Linked DNA regions of Mus musculus: all the other regions are linked to region 3. Evidence: chromatin loops called from intact Hi-C (ENCODE). Cell type or tissue: heart. All regions are shown on one strand.

Region 1 (8,000 bases), 200 kb before region 3:
CCAGCTAGTTTCTACCTGCTCTTCCTGCCCTCGCTTCAGAGCCATGCTATACTGCACACCTTAAACACGAAGCGCCCTGAAAAGCACAAAGACTTGAGTTCTTGTCTACTGTGCCAAGGAACTCCTGATACACCCTTATGGAACTCTCTGCCGCTTAGGCTTCTTTGCAATACTATACACTTCCCTCACCTGACCTGCTCATTCCTACAGGCCTCTCAGGTTGCTGGAGGCCCAAGTCTACTCCAGTTGAGAGACGTGGATCTGGGCTCGAGGGGCTGGAAGTATGAGGAAGACAGGGGCCTTAAGGGTGGAAGACAACAGGGGAAAGTGAGTTTCTGCCCTTCACCCATACATCTCTTCCAGGTCCTCTGCAGGTCTGGTTGGACACCAAAGATACCCTCACCCCTCCTAGTAGGAAACTAATACCGAAGGTGGGCTTCTTCTACTCCATACTGTGGTCACCTCAAACACTATGGCCTCCACCTATTGAAATTCCAGAATCACCCAACAATACACACTACACTATACTACACTACACTGCAGACCACTTACTGGACTATCCAGCTTGTTCCTGCAGTGTAGGTGCCAAAGATGAACCCAGGCTAGACCAGGACACTGCTGAGACCTTTGTGACCTTGTTAAGTCCAAAGGGTTTTGAATGGCCAGTAGCATAGGGAAGGCAAAGCTGAGAGCTGCCTGGCTCTACAAGGGTTTCCAGAAAGCCCTTTCCACTGTCACCCTCAAATCCCATTAGAGCACTGGGTCACCCAGGGCACTCCTGTTCAGGGAAAAGGTGTCTGGGACCACGCTGAGCAGCTACAGAGCTCACCCACAAGGGTGCACTTCTGGGGACAGGGTGGGGTTGCAGGAAGTGAAAATGGAATAGATCAGGAATCCACACAACTCCCTCCCGAAACAGCTCAAAAAGGGAACCAAAGCAGCTCCCACTGATTCACCCTCTGAACTGCGGCCAGCCCCACCTACGCCATGTTCCTGCTGACCCCGACAGCCAGGACCTCACCCCAGGCCAGAACCACTACAGAACCAGGCGACAGGAACTTTACGGATCCTGAAGTTGGATGTAGGCCTGAAACTGCACCCCTCAAAGGGTAGTGGGCACCACTGCCTGCAGCAGCAGGAAAAGCAGTGCCCTGCATCAGGCCTGGGGTTGAGGCTCTCACTGTACACCCCTCTATCACACATCAGCAGACAAAAACACAGGACTTCCAAAGATCAGGTTTATTAAAGGCACTGAGGGTTCCCGAGAGCCCTGCTGTCCGGGGGTAAGGCCTGGCATGTGCCTGGGCGGGCAGGGAGAGTTTCCACAACCTGTAAGAAAGAGAGACAAATGTGAGCGCAAAGTTTTGTTATTTACTCTATTAGGGATGACTCTGTCCTGTAAACTGGTGGACTGGGTGGGATTGGAGATGGGGCTATACCTCGGTCTACTTGAAAGTGTGGCTCTCAGCTCCACCTCGCCCAAAGCCTGCCAAAGATAAAAAGAGGATAAGATAAAAAATAAGGATACTGACATGTTGGGAAAGGAGGCCGGCACTGGGAGGCCCGTTAGGGAAGAAGTCCGGCAACATACCTTTGGGCCCAAACATGGCGGAGTAGCAGGGATGATTGCAGTAGGGCTTGCCTTCATGCTACAAGGAAAAGAACAGTAGGGTTTACCTTCACCCCAACTCCTATAGCTCCTCCCTCTGCCCCCTAACGGCCCCTTACCTCAGCATGACCCCCAGAGGTCAGTGTCTTTCCACATTTCTCACACTTCAGGCAGGGACGATGCCAGTCCTTGCCTAGTGAAGTCACTCGCTCAGCTGCAGAAGCACAGATCCACTGTGAGACACTGGAGTCCCTGCAACCCCTCTTCAGCTGCACAGACACCCACACTTCATTCTTTCAATGTGGCAGCCCACCCTGTGTCCCCAGAGACCACTGTGCTCCAGAGAGGGTTAGGGGCAACTATGGTGCTCTCAAGCCAATCCCACCTCACAAACCAGAAGGGTCACCTTTTTGGTGGGATATTTTCTTTTAGGTTGTTTTTTGTTTTTGTTTTGAGACAGGGTTTTCCTGTGTAGCCCTGGCTGTCCTGGAACTCACTCCGTAGATCAGGCTGATCTTGAACTCACAGAGATGCTCCTGTCTCTGCCTCCCCGGACTAAAGCACTGGGACTAAAGGCGTGGGCTACCTGGCCACCCACCCATCCCGGCTCATTGGTGGGACACTTTTAAGTGTCACCATAGGGATATGACCCCCGAGGGCTTGTAGAGCTGGAGAGGAGGAGGCCTTCAGACTTGAGAGTGGAGGAGAACAAGTCTGGAGGATCTAAGGTTAGGTAAACCCAGTTAAAGTCCTCTGACCTCTGCACTAAACCTGGGCACACCCTTCTCCTCAGCAGGGGCAAGGGGACCTCTTAGTCACGCACTATCTCATAGAAGCCCTAGGGCGCGCAAACAGCAAGAAAACGAGCACCCGAGATCGAACCCCCCGGACGTGGTTTTGGGCGTCTGTTTCTACTTAGCATTGGGAGGGGCCACCCTAGTCCCGCGTTCCTTCCTATCCAGCAGGGACCCCGCCCAAGGCGCACAGACAGAAGGCGGGAGAGACAGCAGGATCCAGAGGCCAGGGTCACAGAGAAGGGGAGACCCACAAGCATGGGAGTCACAGAGACCTGGAGACCCAGAGACAAGGAAGCCAGAAGACCGACCCAGAAACATAAGAGCGAGTAGGCACAGATGTCGGTTCTGTTTAACACCAAATTGTCCCACCCTCAAGCCGCGGGCAAGATCTATGGGTTCTATCCCAGGCGATGCCCTGGACTCTAGACAGCCAGGTCCACCTGAACAGCCCAATATTGTCCGCCTCTGGACCACGCTTCCGCGTACCGCCTGCAGTACGCCCGCGGGCATGTGGAGAGAGGTTGGGATACCCAAGCGTGCTCACCGAAATACACCTCCTTGTCGCACTTGGGGCACTTCGGCATGGCGGTACCTGGTCCTGCACAAGTGGCTGCAGCTAGAAGGAAGTAGGTTGCAGGCTCTGGACTGGGTGGCGCCCGCCTGGTCCGCGCTTTTCAGGGACCCCGTGGCCCTGCCCTTTAAGGCCCCGCCCCCGCCCCACCCCCTCAGTCCGGGACTTGGACCCCTGGGAACGCTGATCCAGGCCGACTGGCCAAGAATGGTCATCTGGTTCATACTCGCCTCCGGCAAGATAAACTGGCCAAGGGCCATGCAGGGGTGCGGAGTCTTCCCGGGACCCTCTAAGCCCAGCGGCTCCTGCGGACCCAGGCCCCGCCCCCTGCCTGGGGCAGGGCAAGTCTCCGGTCTTGAATAGGGGTCGTTGAGTCCTCCCCTCGAAGGACCAAGAGCTCTGTCTAGCCTAGCGTTTTTTGCACCTGCAACGGCTAGCTGGAGACCGGGTAAGCACAGGAAACTTCTAAAGTGCAGATAAAGTGGGACGTGGTGTGTTTGCTTGTCCTACTAAAACTGGTGAGGCCAATCTGGTCTCTAGGGTGAGACCCTGTTTCAAAACACACGTGCGCATGTGAACACACACACAAATAAAGCGCAGAGAGACACAAATTAGCATTCAAGGATTCTGCACATATTTTGATGCTTCTTCGGAAAGAGTTGAGGACATTCAGAGTCTCAGCCTTGTAGCCCAACTCCTTCCAGCCTTTCCCAGATCTAACCCACGCAGACGCCAGGAGGTCCACTCTGGCTAGCCGCATGTGAACACCCTGACCTTTGGCAGCTGACTGGACTGCAGCCACAACTTCACCGGGGAACTCAGAAGAGGGGACTCCCATCCAGAAAAGCCCATCCTGCCACAGGAACTACAGACTCTAAGCTTGAGGACCTAACAACCTGAGGTTGGAGACTAGAGGTCAAGACAAGGAATTCGGGTGAGGCCATGCCCAGGCTGTTTCCCTGGTGCCTCGAGGCACAATTGATGAGTAGTCCTTATCTCTGGGAGAAGTGCCCAGAGCTCAGCGGTCCAAGTCCACTGCCCAGCTAAGGAGGAGGCTGAGCCGTGGTTGGTACCAGGTAGAGAACAGACTAAGCCTACAGTAAATATGGAGGGCTGGGAGGTTTCTACTGGCCTGAGCTTCAGAGTAGTTTGTAGGCTTAGTGGGGGTTAGGGGTTGGGGCTCTCTGATCGTTGCCTAGCAAGCTGACGATGCAGTTGCTGATAGCCGGACATTAAGTTCTCACTGTTCAGCCCTGACTGACACTCCTGTCCACACCCACCCATTTATCTGTCTCCAGACCTAGCTCTGGGCAAGGATCAGTCAGGGGTATTTCCATCTCCCTGGCCACTGCTGGGGTAGGGAGTCAGAACTCTCAGATGGGATTAGTGTTGCACCATGGGTCAGGGACTACCCACAGTTGCAAACGCAGCCCCTCTGGAACACTACCTTCCTCCTAGGGACCCTAACCTGAGGGTACAGCTCTGTCCCAAACTGGAGCTCCACAAATGCCCAGCTCTACAAAGACATTCTGAAGCTCTTCACTACCAGCTGGGGGCTCCAGAGCAGGGGTGAACACAAGCCCTACAAGGATAGACTTCCATCTTCTAGCCTATCATTACCTAAGACCCACCTAGAGGCCTGGATTGGCATCCCTGAGTGGTTTCTGGACTTAAGGCTGACTTTGCTCCCCCATCCACACCCCCAGGCCATTTCTTGTAATCTTTCAGTCTTTCTGTTAAAAAAAAAAAAAGGACATATTTCTATAGCTCCTGACTTAGTCTACAAAGGAGAGGGGAGGGGGAGAAGCATCCTATGGGCAGAGGTTCCGGAAGGGGAGATCTGAGCAAAGCCCTTGGTGATATAAGGAGAGGCCAGAGAAGTCCAGGACCATCCGGAAGGGTGGTGTCCCTACCAACACAGATCCCTGGGGCCTGACCACACACAAAGCACACTACCTCACTGTCCGTGGAAGAAGCCAACTGCTGCCTGCCAGGGGTGTGCACTGGGTGGAGGCACAAGGCACCTGGCAGACTGCTTCCTCTCTTCTCTGGGGTGTGTGTGTGTGTGTGTGTGTGTGTGTGTGTGTGTGTGTGTGTGTGTGTGTGTAGCAGAGGCTGAATGCTCGGATGCACATGCATATGCTAGGACCTGCAGGCATACCTGTGGGATGCATATCCTTTGGGGTGGCTCAACCTCCTGTGAGTGGTCTCTCTCTCAAAGCAAATAGCTATGTTTCTACGTATCTGCACTCAGGGATCTTGTTTTGGTTTGGTTTGGTTTGGTTTTTCCTGACAGGTTTCACTGTGTAGCCCTGGCTGTCTTGGAACTCACTCTGTAGACCAGGCTGGCCTCAAACTCAGGGACCCACCTGCCTCTCATTCCTAAGTGCTGGGATTAAAGGTGTATGCCACCACTACCTAGCTAACTTCCTACCTCTCACCCAAGAGACATGTGCTAAGTAAGGCAGGTGGGTCAATAACCCGGTCCACGTTCCTTCCATCCATTGCCCCTCCCAGAGATAGGTCCTCCTCCCATCCCTAAGTCTAGCCCCAACCCCAAGCCACAGGAACCTTCTTGGCCTTCCAGAATGTTGTTTCCTGTTGCCATGGTCACGGGAGGGGTGCCAAGGCAGGGGCCAAGGGCTGATACCTTCTTTGTTGGTACACAGCAGTTTTTTTCCAGACATTCCATTCAGACGTATCCACTTAAAGACACAAAGACATAATACAAGCTGTGGCATGGCTTCATAGGCCTGTGATGGGCTAGAACCATGCCAGAGACTGAGGCTACAAGAGCCTGATCTACAGAGCCAGACCTTGTCAAGAAATAAAGAAAAGGAAGAATGGAAGGAAGGAAGAATGGGAGGAAGGAAGAGAGGGAGAGAAAAAAGAGGAAAAGAGAAAAAAGTCGGGGATGGTGATGAAGAGACGGTAACACCATCTTGTTTGCTTAGCTCACAGCCCTTCACTCCCTCAAAAGTCACATCTGCCTTGGAAACGCTCGAGCCTGCTCTTAGCCTGAGAGCTCTTTTTCAGTACTTGAGGTGGAAGCAAGAAGATTCAAAGCTAACCTGAGCTACATAGATTATTTAAGGTCAGCCTGGGCTAAATGAGACTGACTCAAAAAATAACAAGAACAACAACAGGGCGGGCAGTCGGCTGGGGTTGGGGGTTGGGGAAGAAACTCTTCCGAAGCTTCCATAGTGCCTGCAAATGCCCCGCCCGCCCGCCAGCCCGCTGCTGCTACTGCGCCTCTAGTCAGACCTCTAGCCTTAGCCCTCTCAGGCGAGGCACAGCTGGTGTCAAAGCCCGGCCAGCCTTCCTGAGGACCAACCCTACACTCTCACCTGCCTCTCTTATCCCAGGCTATCCCTGGAGGAGGACGACTGACCAGGACTCCTGGGCTAAGTGAAGGCCTGCTGTGCTCTGCACAAGCACTCAAAGGGCACACGGTGATCTCTCCACTGCTTGTGCCAGGACAGCATAGAGACTATGGGGGAGGGGAGGCCACAGAACCATGATCTATCTGCTCAAGCCTTCTCTGTACACACCCATGCGCCCTCCACTGGCTGGGGAGCCACACCCCGAGGCCAGCCAGAGAAGGTAGGTAGGGCTGATGACCACTGAGGAATCTCAGAACCCACTCCCACTAGGAAAACTCAGCCGCTCAGGGAAGGGAGGGCCTCTGCAGTGTTGCAAAAACGACCTTTATCTACTAGCTCTCCTGGTACCTGGCTGAGGGTGTGGTCACGTGTGGAGATGTCCATCTAAGGGGTGGAGGTCATCTGAGCCTGCCCTATGTCCTCTGCTCTCTCTCAGGTACATATGCTGCCATACACACGTTAGAGAACATGCTGAGCCCAGACACACACAGCACAGGCCTCCTTAGGGCCCACCCTCCTCCTCCTCCTCCTCCCCCTCCTCCCCCCTCAGACCAGTGGAAGACATTTACAAGTTCCCAGGGCCTATTTTCAGCAGCTTGTCTCCAGGGACCCCCCCCCCCCCCCGTCTGGCACAAGATCTGGCCTTAGGGTAGGTCTGCAGGGATGGTTGACCACAGTCAGAAGGCATTGAACATTGCTTCACAGACAGGTTCCTCCACCCTTCAGGCCTTATGCCTCAGGCTTAGGCGGACAGCAATTAGATTCCTCCTTTTCCAGAAGTACACATCATAGCCAGGAAGGGAGCCATAGACAGTGGAAACAGGGTCCTTAGCCACCCTTCTCTCAGTAAGACTGCATTCTCTACCGGGGACCTATTATCTGGTCAGATGGGGTACCCTGCCCCCTGCCTTCCCTGAGGCCTGCCCTGTGCCCAGTGTCTGCTTCCTGGAACCAAAGCCCAGGAAGAACCGCCTGGAATTCCAGTCTCTCCAAACCAGCAGCTGATGGCCTGGAGCCCACCCCCGCAGTCAGTCTGGCCTGGGAAAAAGGGCTGCCCACACCTGGCACCCTGGGCTCCGGCCAGCCCGAACTGTACCCGCTCAATAGCCAGAGCACTAGCACATGGTGATCCTTTTGATACCCTGCCCACAGGCTTCAGCCAGCAGCCAGTGAGCAGGGCCAACCATGTCAGATCTAGAGATAAATGGGATCTGCTTGAGGAAGACTCGGGCAGAAGGGTTCCCAGGGCCGATGCAGGAGAAGCAAGGCTAGGCAGGAGGGAGGATGCTAGGGTGTTGGCCAGATGATCAAAGATTAAGGTATGTGGGGAGAAGGAGCCATAGGCTGGGCACCCCATAAAGAAGTCCAACTGAGTATACTGGTAAACAGAGAGGAGATCAGAAGGCCTGGTTGGAGAGTGCAGCAAGGCTAGATAGGTGGGTGGTGGTCGCGTGGAAGGGCGCGTCAGGGGAACTCCTGCAACTAAACTGTGTAGAGCAGCCTGGGCTGCGTCTCCTTGTGAGGTTCTGGACTCGGCAGAACTTGGAATGGAGTGAGATGGTCTGTTGGCATCTAGAGTCATCTCTGAGTCTAGCTGTTTATTTGGGAGATAGAAAAGCTCAGGGCACTCTCCCATAAGG
Region 2 (8,000 bases), 190 kb before region 3:
AAGGAGTGCTCCACCACTGCTTGGCTGGGACCCTGCTTACTTTACCTTTGGGTCCAAACAGCGTGGCATAGCAGGGCTTGTGGCAGAAGGGCTTCCCATCATGCTCAGCATGGCCGCCGGGGGTCAGTGTCTTGTTGCAGCGCTCACACTTGAGACAGAACTTGTGCCAGTCCTTGCCCAGGGAGCTCACCTTCTCAGCTGTAGAGAGGAAGAGGAGGAGGAGGTCAAAGCATCGTGCCTGTTCCTCCTCTTCTTGCAGTCCAGAAGGTTCCAGGTCCCACACCCTTGCATTTTACATCCCCTGGCAGACATCAAGCTCCACTCCCACCCCGCCCATGGTGACTCCGAGATTAGGCTACTGTTTACAGAGACTCCCTCAGCCATCCTGGAGCCCTTTGTCCTTGCTCATCCCGAAAAAGTGGTCTCAGGCTGTGCACCTGGTTTAACCCCTCAGTGTCTTGCTCTCTGCACCTATTTATTATACCTTGCTCCTCAAAACCTCACCCTCATGGTGCGTCTCCTCACACCTCTCCCCCTCCCCACAGAGCCAGGCAGAGTCCCCGAGGCCAAGAGAAAAGCCCTTGATTTTCAGCACCAGGTGAGGGAACACCAGTCCTGGCTGCCGCGGGACCACCAGGAAAGATCCCTATTTGGTTTCCTCGTCCTAAGCCCTGAGACCTCACTCCACCCAACCCACTGCCTCCAGCTGCCAGTTTGGCGCCAAAGGTTTGTGATGAGCAGCTGAGGGCTGTGGACCCCACCCCGCAACCGCCAGGGCAATGACTGCCGAGCCACATCCCAATGGACGGAAGCCTGGGCCTCCCCAAGGGAGTAAGGCAGGAAAAGGGTGGAGAAGTGGGCAGGAAGAAGGGCCTGAGCTGAGAGCAAGCAGAGCCGGAATTCCAAAGGGAAGGGGCCAGGCCAGAGTGGCGGGGGAGGAGGGAGGGGTGTTTATGCTTGCTTGGCTCTGGCACTCCACTCAGAGGATAACAGAAACAGCCAGCTCTCCAGCCTTCCTTTCTCAAGAGCGGCCCACTGGTCCCTCTGGGGCCATGCCTCCTCTGGACAACCTTGGCAAACGCCAGGGAGCACAGCCTACTGTGAGAGACCCCTCCCCCTGCTGGGAAGTGCTGCCGCTGGGCAGCAAGCCTGGATCCTCCATGTGGCTAAGTCTGGCTCTCCGCAGCCCTAACTTGCTGGACACGGGCAGGTGTTCCCCAGGAACCCCCCACCCGACCCTTGTCCTGGGACAGTACTGTTTAGTTTCCTTTCCTAAGACACAGGTGAGCCAGAACAGGCAGGAGCTACCTGGATGGCAAGCAGGCTTGGCTCCCATGCCTGGCATTCTTTCTTGGGACAGTGATAAGATTGTTGGGATGGTCATCAGTGGCTGTGGCAGCTGCAGCTCAAGGCTGCCAAAACCACTATGTTCTGGCCAGCTCTGGGATGTGGGCCATGTATGGGGCAGGGAGCTGACCCTCAGACCCACTGGTTGGGTCGATGGCCCCATTACAGACCCAAATTGGGAATACAGCATTGATTAGGTCTAATAGCTTGGAAGGGAATGGTCTCCCTACTTGGCCATGTGTTCTGGAAGAAAAATCGGACTCACAGCACCCTGGGGTCCCTTGGACCTAGCGTTTACTCAGAAGTGGACTGCCAGGGCACAGCCTAGCTGGGCAGAGAGGGCATTATTCTGGACCCCCATCGCCTTCCCACAGAACAGAAGCCAGCCGACTCTGAGGAGCCTTTGTTTTCTGCTGAGAGCCAGAGGCGCCCAAGCAGGCAGAGTGCTTTTTCCGGGTGCCCTGTTGGCCAAGGCCCCAGAGAGTCCAGAGCTGGCCTGGTCTGGAGCAAAGTCATACAGAGAGGCCCTGAAGACCGTCTTCACTCGGGGGCTTGTTAAACATCTCTCTGTAGGAAAAGGGCTGAAATCAGGCAATCTGTCCCCTCCAGGAGGCAACAGGAAACCCCTGGCTCCAGGCCACCCAGAGCAACTCCAAGCCAAATCCGGTCCCTCCACTCTGGGAACAAACAAAAGTGGCCTCTCCTCTCCTCCCGTCATCTGAAGTTCACTGACCTGGACACTGCTGTTTGGGGAAGAGCATAAGAGTCCCTGTCCTTTCATGTCCCTGTCTTCCTCTATTCTGGCCCTGAGTCTATTTTTCAGTGGCAGCTATACTGCTACTCTGGCAAAGTTGCTCAGCTAGGAACACAGCCCCAGGAGGTTAGCAGATCAGGAACCAGGGGATGCTTGATAAAGGTGATTGCCTTCAGGGGCTACCTTAGCAGGAACCAATTCCTGCATACCATAGCTTCCTTCCCAGATGGCCTTGACCTCCAAGAGGCCAGGGTCCTAGTCACCCAGTGCACTCTCAAGCTCATGGAGAAATACGTGTCACCATGCCCCACCCCGGGTGAAACTGCAGAGGCAAATGGCCAAGAAAAGGAGCAAGCTGGGGCATGTAAGAGGCAGAAGCCAAGGTCGCCCCCGCTTGGACTGAATCCGAAATCCCAGACCTGGCCCAACGGCCTGGGCAGAGGTCGAAGTGAGCACTGGGGTCACTCACTACTATGGGTCACACTAGTGGGCCCATGTGCAGGCTGGGAAGCAGCCATAAGGTGAAGAGATGCCGGAAACCAGGGGATCTCAACGGACCAGTCTCGGGCGTCGGACCTCATTGGATCCCGCCCCGAAGAGCGTCCCTGAAGAAGGGCGATAAGCTGAACATGCGGGTGGCCAGGAGGGCGCTCCTGGCCCCGGCCGACCAGGACTTTGCGTACCTAGACCAGTGCCTACCGAGCGCTTCGGAACCCACCCGACGCCACCCGCTTCTCCAGAATCCCAGATGGTATCCCTCGCCCCGCGTAGCACTACCTTCGAGCCTCGGGCCGCACCCGCGAAAACAGCGTGGCGAGCTTAGCTACCGATCGGATCGCGCATCCCAAGACGGTGGCTGCGCACCCCATCCGTGTACATTCCGGGGTGTGGCTCTCAGCCAGGAGCCTGGAGGCGAAGGCGGACGGCGGGTGGATACTCACCGAAGTATACGGTCTTGTCACACTTGGGACACTTGGAGGCCATGGTCGGTGCGCTCGGTCGGTCCGCGCCCTCCACCCGCGCTCGTCTCTGTGCCGCCGCCCGCGCCTGCCCCGCCCGCCCCCGGACGTCGATTGGCTCCGAGACCTGGGCGGGGCCTCTGGAGCCCGCCCCCTAGACGCCAGCAGCTGGGCGCGCTGCAGGCGGGGCGCACCTGCCAGGGTCGGAAGGGCCCGGCCTAGCGCCCCCTACCCCGGAGTGAGGTGGCGTCCACAGGGATCGCCCGAGGATTCCATGGCCACATAGTGATCTCTAGCTGTAGAACGGACTTGGGATCCCCAGCTTTAGGTCTCGAGGTCCGGGCCTGCTCGTGGTAGAAGGGGGCACGAGAAGCCCGCGGGACGCGCCCCCGCCCCTCGCGCCTCCCGGCGCCGCCTCCCTTTGTTGCCTCGTTTCTATAGCAACGGTCTCGCAGCACAGAAGCACGAAGCATCGGATTCCGGGCGGGGCGCCGCGGTCCTGTCTGTGGTGCTGAAGGAGGGGCGGGCGAGGCTCACTTGTAAGCGCCACCACTTCCAAAAACAGCTTAAGAAACCACTGGGATGAGTGGGGGCGGGGTGGCGTCAGCCAGAGCAGGCTCTGACGGGGCCGCAGGTGCACTTGCCTCTAAGGCACTTTTATCCTTGGAGGAATGGGGTACCTGCGAATTTCCTCCGCGGCAAGTGTTGTGGGCTAATACCCCCTTCTGTGAGGTTGCTGCTGCTCTTCCTCAGACTAAGAGTCTCTGACTCCCACAATGCTGGCCCCAAAGCATTCTGTAGAGCAGCAGAGCCAGAAATCCTGCTTGTCCTCAGAATAGTCCCCTTCCAGTTTCCTTCCCACTAAGGGCTTGCTTGCCGTCCCACCCTCCTTACTTTCTGACTCCCATGGACCTACAGGCCTCTCTCTGAGCCTCTTGACCCAACCTGAGCCTTGGGCCTGGGGAACAAACACTCTACAAGTCTCAAACCCTGATGACCCTGCCCAGTATGGACAGCTGACTCCAGAGAAACCCCTCCCACACTTTCCTCACTGCCGTGCTGGAGACCCACATTTCATTTCTGTGTCCAGCCCATGGACTGGGAGCCAAGTGGTCCCAGGTACCAGGCATGTTGGTAATCCCTGGCCTACTCTTATAGCTCCATGTGGTGGCCTTCCTTTGTACACATATCCTGCAGTAACTGCCATTTCCATGGTGACAACAGCCCAGAAACGTGCCACCCCCTCCAAGCCTGACTGACCAGCCAGACCAGCTCCCCCTGGCACCTGTGGACACATGCCAGCCAAGGTGAGAGGCAGGCAAGGAAGCCTTCCTGGACAGACCCTTCGCTCACAGCCAGGTTCCTGTTCAGGCTGAATGTATAGGTGTCCTGACTTCCAACCCAAGCATCCATTACTGCGCCCCCTCCAGCTTCCCATTTAGGAGTCCTGTGGACCTCTAGGTACCAGCCTGCTTGACCACTCCACCGCTAATATCTGCCGTGAAAGACAGGGCTGACTGGGCTAAGCACAGCTAGTCTTCTAAAAAGGCCTCAAGGGTGCCCGGCCACAATGAGAGTGGATAGGAGTAGGCCCCCTCCCGGGGCAATCCTGGCTGGATGCCCAGGGCGAGAAGGGGATGGAGAGGGCCGGGTAAGAGTTCCTAATTGCTGCTTCTGTCCTACCTCCTCTGCTGGGTCCCTGGATGATGAAGGAGGGCTATGGGGCTGTTGTGAGCCTGGCAGGAAGGCACACGGGCCAATGACAAACAGTAACCTTGACCTCCACACCTGAGGCTGTAACAGGATCGCATGGGCAGGCACAGAAAGGCACCTCTGGACACACACCAGCCAAGGGAAGAGGTAGGTAGAGGCTTCCACAGTGCCTTTTGGGACAGGGTCCCTCCTTTCTCAGCTAGGATGGACTCATTTGTGTCCTGGTAGATGGTGTGGTGTGGAGCAGGTCAGCAGCTCTCTTCTCTAGGGCCCCAACAAGATAAGAAATACAGTGGAATTCTATCTTCACGTGTCCTGTCATCCAGGGCAGGGTCACAGATCTACCGTGGGAACCTATGGCCAGGAATGGTAAGGCCTGGAATGGAGGCTCTGAGCTACGTCCAGGTCGTCAAGTCAGCACCAGTCTCTCGGGTCACTGCCTGACCATTGTAGAATGGGTCCTACCTGTTTTTCTCATTAAAAGGCTTCAGGATAGTGTAGATTACTTTCCTGGGCCCATGAACCACCAGCCTATGTCTAATTCCCGTTCTTCACCTTGGCTTTCATGTCCAATAGTCTTGGCCCTGTTTCTATAGTGGGCACTGGAGCCCACTTAGGAATGTCAGTAAAAAAGAGACCTGTGTCTGTGGAAAGCTGAGGGAACTAGGCCAGAAGGGGCTTCGTCTGGACCTCGATGGAGCCATGCTCCCCAGACTCCCGATGGGAAAAGGACTCACAGGAGGCCCTTGAAGAGAGTAGTGGAGGACAAGGTAGAGGCCAGAGCAACCGGGAGAAGCCCAATGACCCTGGGGACGTGAGTAGGGTATATGTCACAGCACTGTCCCGGACACCTGGCCTGTCACCCCGATAAGCCCCATCACAAGCTCAGGGAAGCTGAGATACCCCTTATCTGTATCTCAAGTGGGAACATAAATGGTTTCTATTTTAATCCCGACTGCGATTTCTACACATCACAGGCGCCTGAGGAGGGCAAGGGGGGCCAGGAGGCAGGGGCCAAAAGACTCCACTGTTCCCAGAAAGGGTCTGAGCCTCCTCTTGGCCAGCTGAGGCTGCAGCAGCCTGAGGGGCGATGGCCTGCAGAGCCAGACCTCCTCTCTCCCTCCCGTAGCTGGCCAGGCCCGCACCTGTCTCTGGGCCTGCGAGGCTAAGCGCAGGCAGAGATAGGATTTCTGAGCAGAAATATGAGCAAATTCTTGAGAAAAGCACACCTGCCAGGGCAGCACAGCTTAGCACAGAAAGCCCGACAGCTGGGGCAAGGGATCTGCTGGGCACAGGGGGTGGGCCCTGGACCTTAAGCTTCTGTGCCAAGCTGACCCAGGTAGAAAACCCTGGTAGAAAAAAGTTGTGGGGCCTCAGGTAGGGTCAGCTCTCAGTGTGGCACGTGAGACACTGTTTCTGCACAAGGCATCCTCTGTGCCCAGTCCCCCTTGGAAGGGCAGCAGGCCCTTGACCAAAGGCCTACAGGAATAGGTCTCAGAGTGATATTCTCTGCCAGCCTGAGTAAGACCCCCAGCGCTAAGCTGACCCTAGCTATGGCTACTGCCCATCTTTCTGCCAAGGGATGCCCTGGGTATTCTGGGTATTGGAGCAGCCTAGGTTCATGGCCCTAACTAAACCAGGAGAGGGACTGGGAACAAAAGACGCAGAAGGGCTTGGTGGGGTTTTCCTTTTTATGAGATTTTTTTCTTTGTTTTTGTTTAATATGAAAATTACTTGAAAAGACAGGGGACCAACCCTGCAGGCAGCTTGGCCGCTGCTGGCTGCTGCACCAATCCTAACATCCAGGTGTAAGTTACAGAGCTCAAGTTCATCTACAAAAAAGTAATAAAAATAAAATTTAAAATGGCACCTTCAACAGAACACAACAAAACCTTAGAGCCCACCCCGGGTGAGAAGCCCTGCAGCACACGGCCCAGGGCGCTCCTCAGCTCTGCTCCAGCCAGAAAGTAAACACAAAGCTAAAAAAGACTCCTCCTCGGTGTCTCGGAATAAGTTAGACCACACTTCTTCCCCACATGTCCACCAGAGGAGCAGTTTCTCTGCATGTGAGGGCGGGAGTTGGGGCACTACGGAAACAGAGGGTGGGGTGGGCAGCAGTCTGGTGGGGGAGGGAGGCCGCTTGGCCTCTGCAGGCCTCACTGGATACTCTGGGGCTGATGGAGGGGCCCAGGCAGGCCACGGTGTGGGTGACCGCCTAGTCCTCAATAACAATGGGCTCATCATTGACTGGTGCAGGTGGGGGTGGCCGCAGCGGCAGGGCCTGGCTCTGGCGCAGGGCAATGGGTTTGTAGGGCCGGCGGGCAGCACGCTTGGTTTCTGAGGATGAGAGCAGCTTTCGGATTTTCCTGTGGGAAGAGGTAAGCCAGTACAAATCAGAGGGTGGTAGCTGAAGACTCTCATATCCCGTCCTTTCCCAGAAAAGGCTCCAACCTGGTCTCTTCGGTGGCCATGTAAAATACATCATCTGGGGCGTCGATCCAGTTCATTCGCCGCCGCTTGACTGGAGGCAGGGAGCCACCACGGATTAGGCGCACTTTGGTGGGGTAGGACTTCCCATTGAGCAGGAGATTCCGACTTGGTCCCTGTGGTGAACAAGAGGTATGGACACAGGAAGACAGTACCCTGACCTTACCTTATAACCCTCAGCCCGAGACCCTAACCTCCTGGGCAGCCAGGTCTCAAGGCTCCACAGCTAACTTACAGCCCAGGTAGGGAGCCCTGGAGGGCTGTAGAGACCTGAATGCACTGGGTCTACGCTACCTGTTAGATCTGGCCAGGGCTCCCAGATGCTCTCTGCATGGCACATGGTGAGGAGCGAGAGCTACCTGGGCCACTTCCCCAACACCTTGAGGGATGTGTGCGAACACAGAAGCATGTGTGTGCGAACACAGAAGCATGTGTGTGCGAACACAGAAGCATGTGTGTGCAAACACAGAAGCATGTGTGTGCGAACACAGAAGCATGTGTGTGCGTACACAGAAGCATGTGTGTGCGTACACAGAAGCATGCCAATTCCCTAGTCACCCATTCTTACCATGTGCCTGGTCTGTCCATGGTTTGCCAGACCTGATGAAAGAGAACACAAAGTGAGGCCAGAGCAGGGGAGCATGCTATGCATCCACACTGACTGCCAGTGCTTCTAAGGCCAGGCCACAAAGGTGGAGGTGGGGGATGGACCTCCTGAGGCAACCCCTCCAACCAAAGCC
Region 3 (8,000 bases):
ACAGCCAAGGCTACACGGAAAAACCATCTTGAAAGTAAATAAATAAAATAAATATCTAGGATGATGAGGTGGAATCAGGCTTACCAGCCCATGGGGGCTTCTGGGGATGTTCCTGGCAAATGTGCAAACTTTACCAGCTCATTGACAGTGACTCAGAATGAGAACTTGGAGTGAGCATTGTCACAAGCTCAGGCTGTACACAGCCATATTCAGGCCAGACGGGACACAGGTGTTACACCCCTTCCATCGTGCTTTGCTTTCTTTGGACTTTTTTAAGTTTTAGATTTATTTTATGTGAATGTTTTGCCTGCACACATGAATGTGTACCACATGCATACTCAGTGCTTGCAAAGATCAGAAGAGGGTATCCGATCCCTAGAACAAGAATTGCAGGTCGCTGTGAACCATCGTGTGGGTTCAGGGGAGTGAATCTGGCTCACTCTGCAAGAGCAAGTGCTCTCAACCTTGAGCCATCTCTCCAGCCTGTTGCTGTGATTTTAAAATGCTGAGCAAACCCACCTTGGGGGGAAGAAAAAGGTTCTTTTGGCTTACACATCCTGGTCACAGTCCATCATTGAAGGAAATCAGGGCAGGAACCGTGGAGGACCGCTGCTCACCATCCTGCTCTCCAAGGCTTGCTCAGCTTGCTTCCTTAGATAGCCCAGCACAGCTTTCCCAGATGGCATGGCCTGCAGTGAGCTGTGCCCTCCCACATCAAACAGCAAGAAGATGCCATGTAGACATACCCACAGGCCAAACGTGGGGACAATTCCTCAGTTAACATTGCTTCTTCCTAGGTGACTGGTTGTGTCAAGTTAGCAACCATCACACCTTCTCCACTGGCTCAGCAGGCAGAGGCAGGAAGCCCTAAGAGCTGGTTTGCAGCTCGTATAAATAAGGAACTTTGTGGTGAACACAAGGCCTCTGCAAAGGAGAGCAAGTTTCTTTCCCCTGTAGACAAAAAGCCCACTCAAACATCCTGTCTTTCCCCAGTTTGCCACCAGCCTTCTGGATGTTGGGGCCAAGGGCCTCTCCTCCCCAACTCCAGCTCCCATTTTTACACACAATCTTACAATACTGAGCTATGCTAAGCAAAGGGTGCACCTCAGTGAAGGAGGAGGGGCAGTCTGCCAGGAGCAGCATACCTTGGGCTACTGTTAACAGTCCACTAATGCTCAGAGATAAGCCCAGGGAATGGGAGCGCTCAGAGTGGAAAGGGCTGGGAGAGACATCCTGAGGCCCTAGAGTGGGAGTTATGTAGGAGTTACACTGGGACATCTTCCTAGAGCCAGGCCAAAACAGGGCACAAAAGTCTTACCCAGAAGAGACAGGTCTCATACTTGGGATTCAGGAGGCAGAAGAGAGCACGTGAAGGTAAGGCTGATGGAGCTGTAGGGTGTAGTGGGGTGTGGGCAGGACCCCATGACAAGGAATGGCAAGGGTCTCTGTGGGTAGAGTGGGACAGACCAGTGGAGGTAAGCTCACGGCCCAGAAGCAGAGGTGTACCCTGCCTTGAGGGCCTTAGAGAAGCCAGTCTGTTGTGAGACCTAGTGGCCAGGCACACGTGCTGTGAAGGTAGGCAGGAGGACATGGGGCCAAGGCGTCCTCATGCTGGGCAACGGGTGAGTCACCACTGACCCGACGTCCTGGCGCCAAGGTGGGGGAGCCGGCCACTTTTATGGCAGGAAGCCATGAAGGCTGATAAAGGGCAGGGTTGGAAGCCAAGGGCTTCCCACTTCCTGCAGACTGAGTAGTAGGGCCAGGAGACCTGTGGGCATCTGCTTTTACAGATCCAGGTGTCTACAGCCTGGCCTGGCTGTCTCACAAAATAGGACACATTTTGTTCTATGACTTGTCTCGCTGGACCTTTGAATAGTGTGACAAGAGAGGAGCCAGTAGGTGCAAGGTATCTCAAACAGCTGCCAGGAGAAGGGTCCTAATCAGGGGCAGTGTTGAAGTGGCTAATGCTGGGCCAAGGAGGCAAAGAAGAGTGTGACAGGTGTATCAAACTAACCAGGCTACATCAGGACCGCACAGGTACCCAGGAGATGGGTCACTCACTGGAAGGGCACAGTAACCCAGTCTTTGCTGTGACTCCAGATGATGTCTACTGAACCCCACCCAAAAGTCCTGTCTATGCCAGCCTCTCAGTACTGCCCAATGAGTTCAGCCCTTCCTTTCTCAGCACTACCCAGTCTGCCCACTGACAGAGCCACAGAGGGATTACTTAGCCTGATCCTTGCATCACCAGGGCCAAACATCCAGCACTGTCTTCCAGGCACCATATCTTAAAGTCACTCCCACCCAGCTTCTGGGGCTCCGAGGCAGGTGGTCACCACAAGGCTGGGGAAGCCGCCTCCCAGGGCTGCCAACATAATGGCTTCAAACAATACAAAAAGTAGAGCAGGTGGGCTAAGAGTGTCTCATTACACCCCCTAGCACTCCAACATCCTTGTGCCATTCCTGTGTGTTGCCCTTTCCCCCCAGCACTGCCTCCTCCTTGGCCCCAGTCTCCTGCTGCTGCTGCTGCAGCAGCATCTTTTCTCTGCATCTGGTGGTCAGGACACGTTTCTTGCTTCCTTCCACTAGAGCTGAGTTAGAGCCTTCTCAGGTCTCAGCAGACTCTGAGGGTCCCTGTGTCCACTGCATCATGCTCTCTCTCTTTTTTTTTTTTTTTTTTTTTTTTTTTTTTGTGGAGGAGTAAAGCAGCCAGTGGGCCCGAACTTGTTAGGGGAGGGACTGCTTGCTAGTGGAGGGGAAGCAGGAAATGCTGCGAGCTGGGCATTGCCAAGGGAAGCAGCCCCATCTCTGTCCCGTCTGCCTGGGGTCTGCCAAGACTCCAAATTAGCCATCTCATTCCATCCAGGAATGGAGATCTGTCCCCGTTTCCCCACATTTATAGCCTTTGCCCCCACAGCTGCCATCTCTGTCCCTCCCCAATGGCTCTGTCATTCTGGGACAGCTGAGCTCTTCCTGACAACTACAGCAGATGCCTGCCACGTATTCTAATCACAGCTCTGTGGGCTCATTCAGAGCCGCTTCAGGTTAGGGTGGGGATTTGGGGCTTGGAAAAACACAGTTTCAACTGCCCTCCCCCCTGGAGTTGGCTTCAGTGTGAGCTATCCAGGCCTCCAAAGCAGAAGGCCCAAGGATGTGAGTTTTCTAGATATGGTCCCAGAGGGTTCACAGCATCTATCTTGGATAGTTTTCAATGTTGCAGGGGAGCAGGAATCTGGCCTGGCCTTTGATGGCTGGCCTTGCTTTCACGTTAAGGTTAGAAGGTAGCAAGGAAAGGAAGTGTCTGTCTGGAGCCTATGCTGTTCTAGCATGGCCCCTGCTGTGCGCATACCCCTGGAGTCTTGACAGCTAGTATGGCTCCTCAACCTTTGAGGAAAACCAGATGATACTGCCTGCCACTGTCACGTAGGCACCCATACCACCCAAAACAATGCGAGAGAAGCACAGCCCTGCGAGGACGTTTCCCAGAATCAAAACTGATGACATCTGAGGATTTGGGAGAAAAAAAAAAAAAAAAACATCACACTAGCTATTAAGAGCCACACAGGAGCCAGGGTTTGGTCAGCGGTACTGGGCAGTGAGCGGTAGCGAGCGGGGGAGTCGTTCATTAGCGGGCCTAGGGGCGGACCCAGAAGAGGCGGTGCCGAAGCTGCGAGAGATGCCAGGCTTTGGGCGGGGCGGCTCCTCCGCGCGCTCCCGAGATTGGTCCAAAAGCGGGGCGCGCCGACTCCCCATTGGTCCCCAGCCACCCACGCGCAGGCCTCGGTGAGCTATGGTCTTCCCGCCGCACCGCGCTTCTGTGGGCTATCGTGGAAGCGCACGGTGGGAAGGGACGCGCGCACGGTTCCGTGTCGTACTGGGCCCGGCGCGCAGGCTCTTATCAGCGCGGGCATCTGGCAGCCTGTCCCCGCACGAGCGCCCCAGCCCAATTCAATGGCCATTGTCCGCCGGCCCCTTTGTTCAGGAGGCGGCCACTTCCTGCAGGATCGAGAAGGGGGCGGGTGGCAGGAAACCGAAATGCGGAGGCCAGCCTTGCCTGGGGTCCTATCTTGGGGGCTCGCCTCCGTCCGCAGTCAGTTGGGTGGGTGGGAGAGCCGGAATGTCTCCTTCTGGAGAAGCGGTAGTGGGGGCTGGGTTCGTGAGATCAGAGCTTGCAGAGCTGGAGGAGGGGCCGAGGAAGGTCCCCAGACTGGGGTGCCCCTTCCAAGTCTGCTGCCTCCTACTCTTCCAGGGCACAGGGTCACCGGCTCAGAGAAGTTAAGAACCGCTGTTTCGGATGGAACTCAGATATCCGGGCGTGGAAACTCCACTTCCATTGCCTTCTCTGCAGGAAGAATCCACTGGGACTCAACTAGAAAAGGGACTGTGGCATGGACCGTGAGTCCTCTTGTCGCTCCCTCTCCTGGGCCTTGTGGGGATCCTTAAGGCTGGCTTGGTCCTGCCTGCCAAACAGCTCATCTCTTTGAGGGCCCACACCTGAACTATGTATGAGTCAGGCGGAAGAGAGGTATCTGCTCTCTGGTCCACAGTCCGTAGTGGTCCTTACTTAGCTGCCCATGACCACCTAGTATAGAGCAAGACAGTTCTCGCCCTCCCCTCTAAGAATTTCTCTTTCAGTCCCCACTCAGAAATCAGGATCTCACGCTAGTATTTCAAGTTGGGATTTCATACAAGGAGTTGGCAACAACGGGCAGAGGCAAGTGGGCAGAGCTGTACTGTCCAGAAAGCCCGAATATCTGTGCTCGTCCTGGATTCCTTTAGACAGAACGACAGCAAGTGGCTGGGGATGACGGGCTTCCCCTGGATGGGAAGAGACACCCTACTTACTCAGTGCAGAGGGGCCGAGCATGCCCAAGGTGAGCTGACAGGCATCCAACCAGCTCCTTGCCATACCCAACCAGATCCTTACCCCTTGGGCACGACTTGTCATCTATCTCTTGAGTCTCTAGCCTTGACATGAAGTTTATGCTGACAGGTGGCATGGACGAACAGTATCCTCCAGAACAGAGCTCAATGGTCCTTCACTAACAGCTGGTACTCTCATAGGCCCGGACCCTCTAGGGATGGAAGCCCTACCTTGCTGATCCCTGTAAATAGAGCATGGAACCTTTTAATGTGAACAGCTGGAGGTCACAAGGTCTGAGGGGAGAGGGAGGGGAGCCCTGCCCGAGCCAGGAACCTTGGGGACAAGATGAGAGGCAGCATGACATTGGATCACTGTCAGCCCAGAAAAGACTGGAGCCATTGATTCTTAGTACACTATGGTGCCCCTAAGAGAGGGGCAAAAACTGGAAGAAAGGGAGGACTAAGGTGAGGTTTCAGAGAACCTGGGAGAAAGGTGGTCAAGTGGGACTGGCCAGGCAGGGACAATAGGCTAGAGGTGGCAGCATAAGTCCCTTACCCTCCCATAGACTACACTACACTGAAATAGACCCGAGAAGGCAGCCGGATGGGTTGTGGACTGAAGCAGAGCTGGTGGTCTCCACACGGTAGAGCACACGGTATGCCAGGAGGTGAGGCTGGCTGCCCATGTGACAACTGTGGGCCAGAAGAGCCAGGTTTCCTTAGAGTGTCTTCACAGTTCCGGTCTGAAATAATCGCCTGTAACAGCCCAAACTAGAGTAGCTGTCAGCTCTCCTGAAGCCGCACACACTGCTCCAGACAACCATCTCAGGGCGACAGTGCCATTCAGAGTGGCTCAGCCCGACCCTTCATGACGTGTTAATTGGCTACCACTGCTCACCCTTCTCATGTCACAGGGTGTCCACACCCCTAGAGCCCTGTCCTCTCTTCCATGCAGACCACGGCCAGTCCTCATCACAGGGCCCTGTCCAAAGAACAGTGGCCTCATCAGAACCAGGAGCCAGAGCCACTGACCTCTCTCCCTAGACCCCCACCCCCACCCCCACCCCCCAGCTCTTGGCACTTGAATCTGGGCTTCCACTAGGAAGCCTCTATGTCATTGCTAGCCTGGGCTACTCATAGTGCTGGGATGGGTTTGAAAGCCCAAGATGGCAGGGGCTACAAGGAAAAATGAACCCTTGCTTTGCCTAGGAGCTGGGGGGTGGGGAGGGGCTCTGGGGCCATCTCTTTCTGGGAGGTCTCAGCATGAGTCACCCCTTCAGGTCCAGGCACAAATGCAGGAAACTGCCATTCTATGGAACTATTTTCTCTCACAGAGGGAAAGCCCGTCACACACAGGCATTGTTCACAGCCAGTGCTTTCCGGGTGGGCTCCTGCAGAAACCAGCAGGCTAGCACTCTGGGCTGAACTGCTTCCCTTTGAGACCCAGGGGCGCCTGAAGGTTAAGAATGGGGGACCTTGGTCCAGCCACTAGCTTGAGGTAACAGGAGCTCATCCATGCGGGGCGTGCCCTGTGGGGTGGGGGATAGATCACCTAGGCCATTTTGCTGCCTACACACGGGAGTGAAGCTCAGGAATGAAGCAGAAGCAGGAGCTATCTGTCCCCACACTATGCCATTTGTCCAGCAGCAGCCTGCTGCAGAAAGTCTTGCAGATCCCAGCCCTCTGTTCACTTTGGCTCCGAGTCATCCCAGGCTTTGTGACAAGGGGTAACCCAGTAATGGCTGTGGGGTGGGGATGGGCCCTTAACGTGGAGAGGGGTAGAGTTAGAGTAGTGTCAACCTGTCCCTCTGGTGACTCACCTGTGACTGAGATACTTACAGATTGCAGAAGACTCATAGAAAGTTGGGGACGCTGGCGCCCCCTGTCAACATCCTTAGAGCAGTGCAGGATGGTGAGCCAGGTAGGCTGGTCCCTTGCCCTAGCACCTCTCCTCTGCCTGGGCATGCTCCAGAGTGTCTGGGCACCCCAGCAGGGTAAGGGGAACCCCTATTTTCACCTCTCTGAGCTTCATGTGAGGCCCAGATCCTGCCACCTGTCTACAATATCCACACCACAGAGGTCCGCCTGGAGACTCTGAAGCTGGCCAGGAAGAGCCTGGACCTGCTTCTGCTGCAGGTTAAAGATGTCAGTAGCACAAACAGCTCTCATGTTCATTCTCGCCACCACACAGACTTGGCCTAACTCGTGTAGGCGCTATGTGTGCACCCGTACACTCTCAGACCCCTCTGGGCTCACCAGACTTCCTTAGACAGAACAGCGTTGACGAGGGCAGGTGAGAACTGTCCCCAGCCGTATAACATGCAGGGAGACCTGGGGCTCCTGGTTCCAGAGTCCACAACACAGCTGTCTCCTGGAGACCCAGAGTCTACTGTGACATGTGGGGAGATCAGCTCACAGAAACAGGTGGCCAGCTGGAGGGAGTGCCGAAAGCAGGACCTGTCCTGTGTACTGGAGGGGCCTGAAAGGGACCCTGGGAGCAGTAGCATGGGTTAGAAGACTAGACATGTGGGGAAAGATTCACCAAGAGAGGTAGCCCTGAGGAGTGGCCCAGAGCGGGGTGCTTGCCCAAAGAGAGCCTTCTAGAACACACTAGGTGGGATAAGAGCAGCTATGGTGCCCTGGGGATATGATGGGGAGGCCTCAGCAGCCTCATCTTACCACTTGGGAGTGGAGGAGACAGCTGAAGTGACACAGCCAAGGTGTCCAGGGTCCTCCTGCAGCCTGTTGCTCAGTCCCTTCCCTGCTGCCTCGCTCCTATGTCTCCTGGGATTCCCCCCACCCGCCATCTTCTGCCTCACCTCTGACACAAAATCCACCCTGCCACATAATAGCCACTGATCTCTCATGTCCTCTCAACACCTCCGTGGCAGTAAAATATACCAAGTCAACGCCTGCCATCCTAAGTGTTTCAGAATGGTTCTTTTTAATTGAAAAAGTAATACATGCCACAGCAAAATTAAAAGCAGTGCTTTATGTACGCAATATAAAAAAAAGAAAGAAAATAAACAGCTGGCAACTTCTCCTGTCGCTCATTCACTATTGATGATTCCTATGCGACACGCACCTGTTATCCCGCCACTTTAACTGGGAAGTCTGAGGGAGGAGGATGGCTGAAA

The links. A loop is a pair of places that touch in the nucleus more often than their neighbours do. Peaks named below come from ENCODE experiments on the same cell type or tissue, not always from the same donor. Only the 100,000 strongest peaks of a DNase experiment are listed, where the experiment ranks them.
Region 1: a loop joins it to region 3, with 2.2 times the contacts of the local background. A loop is called at or near these places in 4 of 42 quality-filtered maps.
Region 2: it touches region 3 in a loop (2.9-fold over the local background); 4 of 42 quality-filtered maps call a loop at or near these places.

Annotation. Positions count from the first base shown.
Region 1 is chr12:113,147,104-113,155,103 of GRCm38, reverse strand. It overlaps Gm30599, which reads right to left. Exons shown (of 2, transcript XM_006516447.4): 2 at 6,986-8,000. The coding sequence ends at 7,244. It overlaps Crip1 (cysteine-rich protein 1 (intestinal)), which reads right to left and starts at 3,092. Exons shown (of 5, transcript NM_007763.3): 1 at 2,951-3,092; 2 at 1,729-1,823; 3 at 1,592-1,649; 4 at 1,440-1,486; 5 at 1,225-1,329. The coding sequence starts at 2,990. The coding sequence ends at 1,446. In heart, a CTCF peak has its summit at 6,553 (motif pointing left); DNase peaks (open chromatin) are centred at 2,553, 3,143, 6,533, 7,423 and 8 weaker places; H3K4me3 peaks cover 3,019 bases; H3K27ac peaks cover 3,669 bases.
Region 2 is chr12:113,135,657-113,143,656 of GRCm38, reverse strand. Mta1 (metastasis associated 1) reads right to left here. Exons shown (of 21, transcript NM_001364622.1): 19 at 7,829-7,860; 20 at 7,225-7,376; 21 at 6,451-7,139. The coding sequence ends at 6,989. It overlaps Crip2 (cysteine rich protein 2), which reads right to left and starts at 3,421. Exons shown (of 7, transcript NM_024223.2): 1 at 3,043-3,421; 2 at 46-198. The coding sequence starts at 3,085. It overlaps F930026P19Rik (RIKEN cDNA F930026P19 gene), which reads left to right and starts at 3,517. Exons shown (of 4, transcript NR_165646.1): 1 at 3,517-3,599; 2 at 4,258-4,367; 3 at 4,773-4,920; 4 at 5,002-5,302. In heart, CTCF peaks have their summits at 122, 1,072 (motif pointing left), 3,305 and 6,821; DNase peaks (open chromatin) are centred at 936, 2,466, 3,186, 3,496 and 8 weaker places; H3K4me3 peaks cover 5,499 bases; H3K27ac peaks cover 7,760 bases.
Region 3 is chr12:112,946,274-112,954,273 of GRCm38, reverse strand. Gm26583 (a long non-coding RNA gene) reads left to right here. Exons shown (of 2, transcript XR_381995.2): 1 at 1-3,783; 2 at 4,250-7,904. Among named protein-coding and RNA genes, the nearest start is that of Gm26583, 4.0 kb to the left of the region's middle. In heart, a CTCF peak has its summit at 6,768; DNase peaks (open chromatin) are centred at 1,643, 3,303 and 3,773; H3K4me3 peaks cover 1,672 bases; H3K27ac peaks cover 6,122 bases; H3K27me3 peaks cover 833 bases.